2 separate regions of the Homo sapiens genome follow, and region 2 is linked to region 1. A link is an interaction called in ENCODE POLR2A ChIA-PET data of the cell type or tissue named here. Cell type or tissue: PC-3. All regions are shown on one strand. Each heading gives the region's core, and the rest is flanking DNA. Links, peaks and the distances in the headings are about the cores only.

The links. ChIA-PET counts read pairs that join two places held together with the same protein. Peaks named below come from ENCODE experiments on the same cell type or tissue, not always from the same donor. Only the 100,000 strongest peaks of a DNase experiment are listed, where the experiment ranks them.
Region 2: POLR2A ChIA-PET joins it to region 1 with 6 read pairs; 2 of 35 experiments call an interaction of 5 or more read pairs at or near these places.

Annotation. Positions count from the first base shown.
Region 1 is chr3:131,544,857-131,550,239 of GRCh38, forward strand. CPNE4 (copine 4) reads right to left here. Exons shown (of 16, transcript NM_130808.3): 14 at 5,091-5,224. Among named protein-coding and RNA genes, the nearest start is that of MRPL3, 45 kb to the left of the region's middle. In PC-3, for the core only: a CTCF peak has its summit at 4,675 (motif pointing right); no DNase peak of the experiment used is centred there; H3K27ac peaks cover 31 bases.
Region 2 is chr3:132,547,581-132,552,963 of GRCh38, forward strand. LOC124909436 (a long non-coding RNA gene) reads left to right here. Exons shown (of 2, transcript XR_007096094.1): 1 at 1-3,198; 2 at 4,392-5,383. Among named protein-coding and RNA genes, the nearest start is that of ACKR4, 47 kb to the right of the region's middle. In PC-3, for the core only: no CTCF peak of the experiment used is centred there; a DNase peak (open chromatin) is centred at 2,521; H3K27ac peaks cover 1,136 bases.

The DNA of each region.
Region 1 (5,383 bases), core at 262-5,261:
TTTATCCTCTACCTTCCCCTAACTCCTGTCTGATCTGATCTTAGAGTTCAGTGGATGAATCTCCCCTACCTGATAAATGCCTTAAGAAATAAAACAACCTGATAGTCATACTACCACATTGAGAAACTTTAGAGTCGTAATGTTCTACAGCAGAGGTCAGGAAACTATTTTTTGTCAAGGGACATTAATAAGTATTTTAGGCTTTGTAGACCATAATGGTCTCTGTCACAACTACCTAACACTGCCACTGTAGTGTGAAAACAGCCATAGACAATATTTAAAATGAATATGAGAGGCTGTGTTCCAATAATATTTTATTTATGGACACTGATTTTTAATGTCACAAAATCTTCATATGTCACAAAATACAAATATTATTCTACTTTTGATTTTTTCAACAATTAAAAAATCTAAAAACCATTCTCAGCTTGCAAGCCATTGAAAAACAGTTTAGTTTAGTTATAGTTTATTGACTGCTGATCTAAACTAGGGGTTCTTAACCTGTCTCCATGGACTACTGCAAGATTTAAGGCAGTCTGTAAACTTGGGGTAAATTACATTTTTATTTTCACTAATCTCTAAGTAAAATTTATCATTTTTTCACTATAAGTGTAATCAACAAATCAAATTAATATTAGTTCTACTTGTGGCTTAGTTATTAATAAAAAAACACATATTTTCCTGTTATATTACAGTACCTACATATATTTCAATGTATTATTTATGTTTAACACAACTTAGAAATTACAGAATTATTAGACAAACTACTGGTTCTCATAATTTAAAATGTAAATACAGAAGCATTTTATTACTGTATTTATGATGTCTCCATCTTCCTTTTAAAAAATATTTTGCTAACTGCATTTCAATATAATTGGTTTACTTTATAATATGGGTCTTATGTTGTACATTTAAAAATACTTCTGGCTGGGTGCAGTGGCTCACGCCTGTAATCCTAGCACTTTGGAAGGCCTAGGTGGGCGGATCATGAGGTCAGGAGATCAAGACCATCTTGGCCAACATGGTGAAACCCTGTCTCTACTAAAAATACAAAAATTGGCTGGGCGTGGTGGCACGTGCCTGTAATCCCAGCTACTCGGGAGGCTAAGGCAGGAGAATCATTTGAACTAGGGAGTCAGAGGTTGCAGTGAGCTGCCACTGCACTCCAGCCTGGCAACAGAGCAAGACTCCATCTCAAACAAAACAAAACACAAAAAACCACACACACAAAAAAACACAAAAAACCACTTCTGAGAAGGGATCTATGAACTTTATCAGCTGCTAAAGGGGTTTGTGGAACAATAAGTTTAAGAACTCCTGGTCTGAAGAGATTGTCAGGATTCTGGAATCTGATCCTGCCAGGTTTCATCTAGCTAAAGGCACTAGGCTGTAGACTGCAGGATCGAAACCTGATAGAAATTTCCAATAAAGCAAACAATAACAGTTCCTTCTAAAGTCAGACTGGGAAAATGCTCATGGATGAAATATTATAGTCTTTGAATATACTTGAGGTCCTGTTTAGATAAAGAGGGGCATTTTTTACCTGGAAGAGTTCCACAAAATCAAGGGGAAAATCCTATAGCAACAGACTCCCTGGCACAGCTTGCCAAAGATGTTCAAGTTTATGACCCTTAGAGATAACAAGGGACTCTGGACCACAGACTTTTCAAAGAACAGGAGAAACCTCTGGGGAAAAGCTTATGTTCTTGGTCTATAGGGGTAATTTATATGGAGATGTGTGGGTTGGATGCTTCTTACTTGTAGTCCCATTTAATGACCTGTCCTTTCATTGCAGACCCAGCTATCCCTGAGGGAGTGAGTGATGGCCAAAAACTCATGCTGTTCTATATCAGCCTGAAATCCAGACCTTTGTTAGTTCTGTTCTCTTTTTAGCCATGTGAGTCCTGGTACCCCAGAGGGGATGAGATCATCCAATTTTTAAACTGGGCCCCAGGGAGCCCTTAGGGATGCCTTGGATGCTCTTGAGGATAAGGGAGCTAAAGAGAATGGACAAGTTTCTGACTCTACTCCTTAGACCAAATTTGGCAAGAATAGTGTATTTTTTAAGTCTATTTTATATGTTGAGTTTCTAAGCAAGTTATCATTTGAAGAATTGGTTCTGGTGCTGAAAAAAGGTTAAAAAATAAAATAAAATAATGGTCACATCCAAACCTTATTCCTAAATCTTGCATCTATGAAGGTTCAAATTTGCTCCAAGACCTCTGTGGTCAGAAAGAGATGCATTTGGGGAAGCCTTTGCAGGGCCCACGCACTGGTGGAAATGTTGGTCTATAATCCTGAGAAGTGTTGGTGGTTAGCCAGATGCATTGGCTCATGCCTATAACCCCAGAACGTTGGGAGGCTAAAGAAGGAGGATTGTTTGAGCCCAGGAGTTTGAGACCAGCCTGGGCAACATAGCAAGACCCCACCTCTACAAAAAATATAAAAATTAGCTGGGCGTGGTGGCACATGCCTTTGGTCCCAGCTATTTGGGAGGCTGGGGCCAGAGGAATGCTTCAGCCCAAAAGGTTCAAAGCTGTAGTGAGCCATGATTGTGCCACTACACTTCAGCTTGGGTGATAGACCAAGACCCTGTCGCAAAAAAAAAAAAAAAAAAAAAAAAAAAAAAAAAAAAAAAAAAAAAACCTAATAGTGTTCATGGCTTCTGAAAAGAAGAGGAAAAATGAGCAGAGAGGAGTCATGATTTTCTTAGCTTTCACACCTGGAAAAGACTTGGCTTGGATTAAATCCTCAGCATTACTGCTGGACAAGATCTCAGCTTACAGAGTGTCTCTGCCCAGCATAAAGGCTAATATATCCACAGTTTTATATATTCACTATTCTAAAGTAATTATTTGAAGTAACACACACTTAGCTCCCCAGGGTCTCCAGTCCTTTTCACAGTCAAACCACCGGTTAGTGATTTCAAGAACATGATGTAATGAACAGAGGAGATGAGAGAACATGCCCCACAGATCAGACCCATTTGTTTCTTATGGATAGCTATGGGTCACCTGATGGATGTTGTGTAGCAGATTGAAACTGTGGTCAACTATGTTAATAAAAGGACATGGAAAAATTATGAGTCTAAAACAAAATTTTGCTTCAAACTTCCTATTCCCTTGTAGGAATTGCTCATGTCACTCAATGACCCAAGCCCGGAGTAGCTGAAGATGATAATGAGATGTATGGAAGGGCCAGTGGACTGAACCAAAGACATGCAGTGACTGTTGTTCTCTCTAGGGACCTTGGGAATTTGGATCTTTTTAAGTAGGAGAGACTTCAAATTATAATGAAAACAGGAACACTGTATTTTCTGGCGTACAAGATGTGCAATATTTAAGATACACACCAGTTTTACAAAAGAAAATGTAAAGTACTTTTCATTATATATATATATGAAAAGTAGAGTGGCTTTATATGCGTTCTTTAAGTAGTATTTATTAAGCATGTACTGTGTGCAGGCATTGTTTTGTGTACTAGGGATATACTAGTGAACAAGTCTTATTGTAGAGCTTCCATATGAAAGTAGAGAGACATAAAATATACAGGTTAGTAGATGCACCTAAAATATTTCAGATGATGATGGGTACTAAGAAGAAAAGTAAAGCTGAGACATGGTGCGGGTGGGTGGGTTGGCTATTTTAGATAAGGTAGCCAGGGGGAACTTTCAGAGGGGTTGAGAGTTGAGAAGAGATGTTAACACAGTCAGAGAATGGATCATATGGAGGTTTGGGTGAGAGAAACCCTGGCAGGGGAACAGTAAGTGAAAAGGCCTCAAGGTGGGAATATATTTGGTGTGTTTGTGGAACAGCAAGAAGGTCAGTGTGGCTGAAATATAGGGAGCGAAAGAGAAAATGATAAGAATTAAGATCAGAGAGGTAGGCAGAGATTAGATCCTATAATGTCTTCTAAGCCATATCAGGGAATTTAGATTTTACTCCAAGTATGATGAGAAGTATTAGAGAATTTAGAACAAAGGAATGCTGCAATACTAATTATATTTTTAAAAGATCAATCTGGTTTCTGCATGGAGTGCAGATTATAAGTGGGAAAAAGTTAAGGACAGTAGCTAAAGGGCAAAGCAGAGTCAAGGGGGAGATATTAACTTAAAGCAGGAGATATTATTGAATGAGTACTTGTTAATGGGAATGAGTCTTCAGTACAAAGGGAAGTAGAAAAGAAAACAATAGATGATAGGAGAAAGAGCGAGAATATAACTGCAGAGTCAAAGTTCCTGGATAATTCAGAGATGTGCTCAAGTACACAAAAGAAGATGTTGACATGAGGTAGGAGCATGGTCCTCCATCCATTCTAACATGAAGGAAGGCTGAGAACATGAAGACAGTGCAAGAAGGTTAGATGAATTGATGTAAGAAGATAAGGGAGTAGTATTTTTTTAAATAAAAACTCAGTACCCAGGATAAAATTACAGAGCAAACTTCAGACATTGGTAATATTCCACTAAATCTGGAAAAAATCATAAAGCTAAAAAGACATGTATTAATGTTATTAAAATAAATACAGAAGTTATTGTGGTAATATATTTACTTCTAAAATATTAGGGGCAAAACTCAAACTCTGGTCTTGGTTTGCATTTTTCTTAAGAAAAGCAATAGAATATGAAACCAATTTTTGCTGTGATGTTTTGTGCTGCTGCGCTTTACCACCAGGAGGCAGAATCATCCATTGTTTTACTTCCATGGTGCTTTGCTTCCATCTGTAGTATGGGTACCTTAAAAAGCAAGCTTATTTTTAAACCTTTCTTTTTTCTTTTCAAGGACAGGAGGTGGATATGACATACTTTAGTGAATATAGTAGCTTCCATTGTTGAGTTTCTCCTGTGTTCAGACAATGTGGTAGACATTTGACATGTGTCATCTCTTAGCCTCACAACCCAGCAAAGATGGGTTTGATTATCCCCATGTTTCAGATGTCAAGACTGAGGATAGGAGGAGGTTAAGTCATTTGTCCAAATTCACACAGGGAGAAGTGTTGGAATTTATTGTTAGAGTGAGATGGGTCTTACGGCCAATATCCAGGTGAGGAAGAGTAAGCTCCCCTTAGGAGGCAAATAGCCCCCTCCTTACCGATGCCTCCTTGGTGTTAGTTTCCTCTGACGCTGACTTGGCAACCTTCTGGATGATGGGGGCAATGTTGGTGGGACCGTAGAGTTGGAGCTTAGGAAGACAGCTCTGATAGGCTTCCACAACTCCTTGAATTCCTGAGGTGAAATTGGCAAAGATCAACAGCTCCAGAGTCACTCCAAATATATTTATAGCCAAACACACACAAAAGTAAAGCATTAAATATCCCAAATAGTCCTTATCAACATCATGTTTATGTTCTTAAGATAAAAAGGAATACCACATTGCTAGTGTTG
Region 2 (5,383 bases), core at 284-5,283, 1.0 Mb after region 1:
GGTGAGAGGAAGAACCACTGATGATTTTCATAACTAGCTTTGGACAGTAATTTGATGGTTGAACTCTGAAATATATATCTTTGATTAAAAATAAAAACTAAACTATAAAAAAAATTAAGGAGAAATTAAAAATCAGTAAAACCGAAACAAAAATTAGCAGCTTTTGTACATGCAATGCAAACAATGTGTGGTAAATATAATAGAAAAAAAGGCAACATTAAATTGGTTAAAAAAAAATTCAGAAACAATTTTTTTTTAACCAATTGAATGTTGCCTTTCCAAAACTACCTATGGCCTGCCTCACCTCCATCCTGTGCCTATAAAGACCCCAGACTCAGTTGGTAGAGGAGAGAGAGGTGGCTTGATTTTAGTGAGGTGGCTTCACTTCAGTGAGGCAGCTTGACATCAGAGAGACAGCCTGACTTCAGAGAAGAGCTGGCCAGACTTTGGGGAAGAGATGCTGGATTTCAGGGGAAGACTACCTGCCCATCCCATCCCCTCTTCAGCTCCCCCTCTCTGCTGAGAGCCATTTCCATCTCTCTTAATAAAATTGTCTGCCTTCACCATCCTTCAAGTGTTCATGCAACTTCATTCTTCTTGGACACTGGACAAGAGCTTGGGACCCACCAAACTGCAGGGACCCACAAAAAGTCTGTCACACCAATGGAGGAAGTAGACTGCCAAGGTCAACAGGTTTATGTTGATCAGCCTGAGAACCAGCAGCCATGACCACATGTGTAAGCAGGCTGTGAAAGGAGCTCATTTGCTCCTCTGGGGGAAGGGGAGCTTACTTTTCCGCACAGGGACCATCCACATCTGATGAGCAGGCCATCCCTCCAGCCTTACGTCATGGCTGAGTTCCTTAACAGCAGAAAGTTCGTTTGGCCTTTTTGTGGACAGAGATGGGAGTTACAATGGTCTAAACTGAATGAAATGCAGCAAGTAAGCCCTTCCGGGACCATTTCCCCTGAAGCCAAAAACCTTATTATGAACAATTTTCCAGAGGGTAGCTTGGGAAAGAATAATGATTACCAGTTTGATTTTTTTTTTTTTTTTGAGACAGGATCTCACTCCTGTCACCTAGGCTGGAGTGCAGTGACGTGATCACAGCTCACTGCAGCCTTGACTTCCCAGGCTCAGGTGATCCTCCCACTGCAGCCTCCTGAGTAGCTGGGACTACAGGCATGTGCCACCACAACTGGCTAATTTTTTATATTTTTAGTAGATATAGGGTTTCACCATGTTGTCCAGGCTGGTCTTGAACTCCTGGGCTCAAGCAATCTGCCTGCCTCAGCCTCCTAAAGTGCTGGGATTACAGGTGTGAGCCACTGCACCCAGCCCGGTTTTGAATTTTATAAAAAATGTTTTCTCCATTTCCCATGACAAGTTCATTCTGAATCCCACTGAATTGGGAAGAGTCTTTGGCTCATAAATCAACTATGTAATCTCAAGAGATTTGAATTCACACACACTTCAATTCCTATGTATTGCTATGCATTGGAGACAACCTTTTTTGGCAGTCAGAAAACCTAAACACCTTGCACAAATACCAATTTTCCTTCAAATGATCTTTAGCAATATCTGTATTACAGGATCTTTGGTAAACTAGAAGCTCTTAGCAATTCCTTTTCATGCTAGGTTTGAATTTTATTTTTTTTGTTTAATACATGAGATGGACTAGAGTCAACTTTGCCCTTGCCGGTGGAGGGCAGCCACCCCATGCAAGGAGGCAAGGGGCCAACTGAGCTGTTAATACACAGCCGTCCATGGACAGCAGAACTAAAGGAGCATTGTTATACCCACTCTGGGGCCTCAAGGTCGCAGGCAGCCCCCTACAACCTGGGCACCGCTGCACGGAGCTTTCTCCCGCTGGTGTCTGGAGTGACCAGCTGGGTCCTGCACTCACTCACTTGCACCTGGTCTGGCTGTAGGCCCCACCTAGAGCTTGTTCCTAGGTCAGCGCCCGGAGTGGCCAGTCAGATCCTGCACTTGCTCACTCACATGATCCTTCCTGCAAGGGGTTGAGCATGGTGAGTGGAGTAAACGTTCACCCTTGTCACAAGTTCAATGAAGGGGCCGAGAAAAATTATGCACTATTGCCATGCCAGTGCTATGAGCATTGTACTTGACTCTCACATCTCTCTTACCACACTACTTCTAATTTACTGTATTCTATTACTTCTACATCTTCAATATCTCTAACAATCTATGTCTGGTACACCTACTGTCATGTGGGCCTCTAACATGTCTTCCATGGGTCAATGCAACAGGATCCTGACTGGTCTTCCTGCTTCTGATATAGGCTGAATCCAACCCCTTCTTCATGGAGTAGTATTTCTACTGCCCATCAGTGATTCCACTGCTCTTAGGACCAAGTCCAATGCCTCATCTTGGATTGTGAGGCCCTTTGTGATCTGGCCCCTTCTTTGTCTGGCATCATCTCTCCATAACAGGAAACAGTAACCTTTACCAATTGACATTAAGAAAGCCACAGGTTGTGTCTGAGTCTGTACTGTGTGGGCTAGTTTCCAAAATTATGATGAGTAATTTCAGTTTCAGGCCAGTCTTCCCTGACCTCAAAATATTTCCAGAAGGCCAGCTTCTCAGCCATTTGGGGCTGTGGGACTGGAGTTCCCAAATAAAGAGAAATGCCACCTATTGTATTTTCCTACTTCTTGCTTCTAGGCTCTTTTGTTGAAGTTGCTTCAGACTCATCATGCACACTGTCCTCAGTGGCAATGGCTCTTAAATAAAACAGAATTTGCCAGTGTTTCTCTTTTGTTTTCTATGTAAAAACCAGCTTATTTTCTCAAGGTTTTGTGGTTGACAAAAATCCTGCCCTATCTAGTAGGAAAGGGTGGGGTTATTAGATTAAGTAAGTTGTCAGTTGAATGAACTATCTGCTCCTTAGGACAAGGACACTAGGGACCTTGTCACCTGTGCATCCTCCACAGGCATCTGTAAGGACTCCTTGAATTGTTCAGAATTGCATGTGTTCTCTGTCTCCTCTGAAATTAATCTGGTGTTCTTTCAAGTCAAATTGATCTAGTGTTGTGTTGCTTCGACTAGATATAAATAAGAAATCCTATTGATTTGATACACTCTGAAGTGTTTGGAGAGCAAAGACACCACTGAACAGGAAGGAAGTATTTTAAGCCCCTCAGCCTACGTGCTCCACATCTGGGAAAATATTACACTGTGAGTGGCTGTTTCTTCCTCATTTCTTATCTTCTAGATGTTGTTTGTCTCAAACTTTGCCAGCAAAAGGAAAGTTAAAAATAGAATAAAGAAAATTCCCTTAGCATGTGAAGATCACAACATATTATGGATTTGCCCACTAAATTATTTATTCCTTTAAGATTAAATTAGTCCAGCTGTCTTAGAGGGCTGGAAGAAGACCTCTTGCAGAAAGGTTTCTACTGGATTTAGAATTTAGAATCTGACTTCAACCAGTGGAGGAGGTAAACTGCCAAGGTCAACAGATCTGTGTTGATCAGCCTGAGAACCAGCAGCCATGACCACATGTGAGAGCAGGCTGTGAAAGGAGCTCATTTGCTCCTCTCAAGAAGGGGAGGTTACTCTTCCACACAGGGGCCATCCACATCTGATGAGCGGGCTATCCCTCCATCCTTACATCATGGCTGAGTTCCTTAATAATAGAAAGTTTGTTTGGCATTTTGTGGACAGAGATGGGGATTATGATGGTCTAAACTGAATGAAATGCAGCAAGTAAGCCCTTTCAGGACCATTTCCCCCAAAGCCAAAAAGCGTATTCTGAACAATTTTCCAGAGGGTAGCTTGGGAAAGAATAATGATTACCATTTTGAATTTTTTCTTTTTTTTGGAGACAGGATCTCACTCTTTTTGCCCAGGCTGGAGTGCAGTGATGTGATCACATGTGGCTCACTGCAGCCTCGACTTCCAAGGCTCAGGTGATCCTCCCACCACAGCCTCCTGAGTAGGTGGGACTACAGGCATGTGTCACCACAACTGGCTAATTTTTTGTGTTTTTAACAGCTACGGGGTTTCACCATGTTGCACAGGCTGGTCTTGAACTCTTGGGCTCAAGCGATCTGCCTGTGTCAGCCTCCTGAAGTGCTGGGATTACAGCTGTGAGCCATTGTGCCCAGTCCAGTTTTGAATTTTATAAAAAATGTTTTCTCCATTTCTCACAACAAGATCATTCTGAATCCCACTGAGCTGGGAAGAGTCTTTGGCTCATAAATCAACTGTGTAATCTTAAGAGATTTGAGTTCACATACACTTCAATTCCTATGTATTGCTATATATTGGAGCCAACCTTTTTTGGCAGTCAGAAAACCTAACCAGCCTGCACAAATAACAATTTTCCCTCAGATTATCTTCATTTTTATTTATTTATTTATTTTTAGATGGAGTCTCACTCTGTTGCCGGGCTGGAGTGCAGTGGCACGATCTTGGCTCACTGCAACCTCCGCCTCCTGGGTTCAAACGATTCTCCTGCCTCAGCCTCCCGAGTAGCTGGGATTACAATATCACAGGATTGTTGGTAAACTAGAAACACTTAGCAATTCCTTTTCATGCTAGGTTTTTTCTTTCCTTAAATACAGGAGATGGACTACAGTCAACTTTTTCCTTCACCAAACAAGATATATAAAATCACTATTGTGAATGGAAAATAAATTTTGGGACCCCCAAATCACTAAGCCAAAAGGGAAAGTCAAGCTGAGACTTTTGCTTAGTGCAAACCTGCTTCCCATTCTATTCCTTAAAAAGATAGCTACTAAGACAAAAAAGCTATGTACCTCCCTCACAATTTGTCCACAGGAAAATTCCTTGTGGACAAAGGACAGACAGAATTCAAAGTCTTCCCTCTGCTCATTGAGATAAGTGCATATCTGATTGCTTACTTTGGAAAGGCTAACCAGAAACTCAAAAGAACGCAACCATTTGTTTCTTATCTATTTATAACCTGGAAGCCCCCTCCCCGCTTCAAGTTGTCCCACCTTTCCGGACTGAACCAATGTACATCTTACATATATTGATTGATATCTCATGTCCCCCTAAAATGTATAAAACCAAACTGTGCCCCAACCACCTTGGGCACATGTCGTCAGGACCTCCCGAGGCTGTGTCACAGGCATGTCCTTAACCTTGGCAAAAGACAAAACAAAACAAAACTTTCTAAATTGACTGAGACTTGTCTCAGGTATTTGGGGTTCACACTATGCTCCCTTAATTATCATAGTGGACAATTGTTTGGGGCTGCTCAGCATCCATCTCTATTTCTAATAATGTCCCAAGTCTTTTTCTCCCCACTGAGTGTGAGTTTGGTGAGAGGGTGACCTCTGAAACTGTGAGGACCAAGGGGCTACAGCTGAGTGGCCCAATACAGTAGCCACTA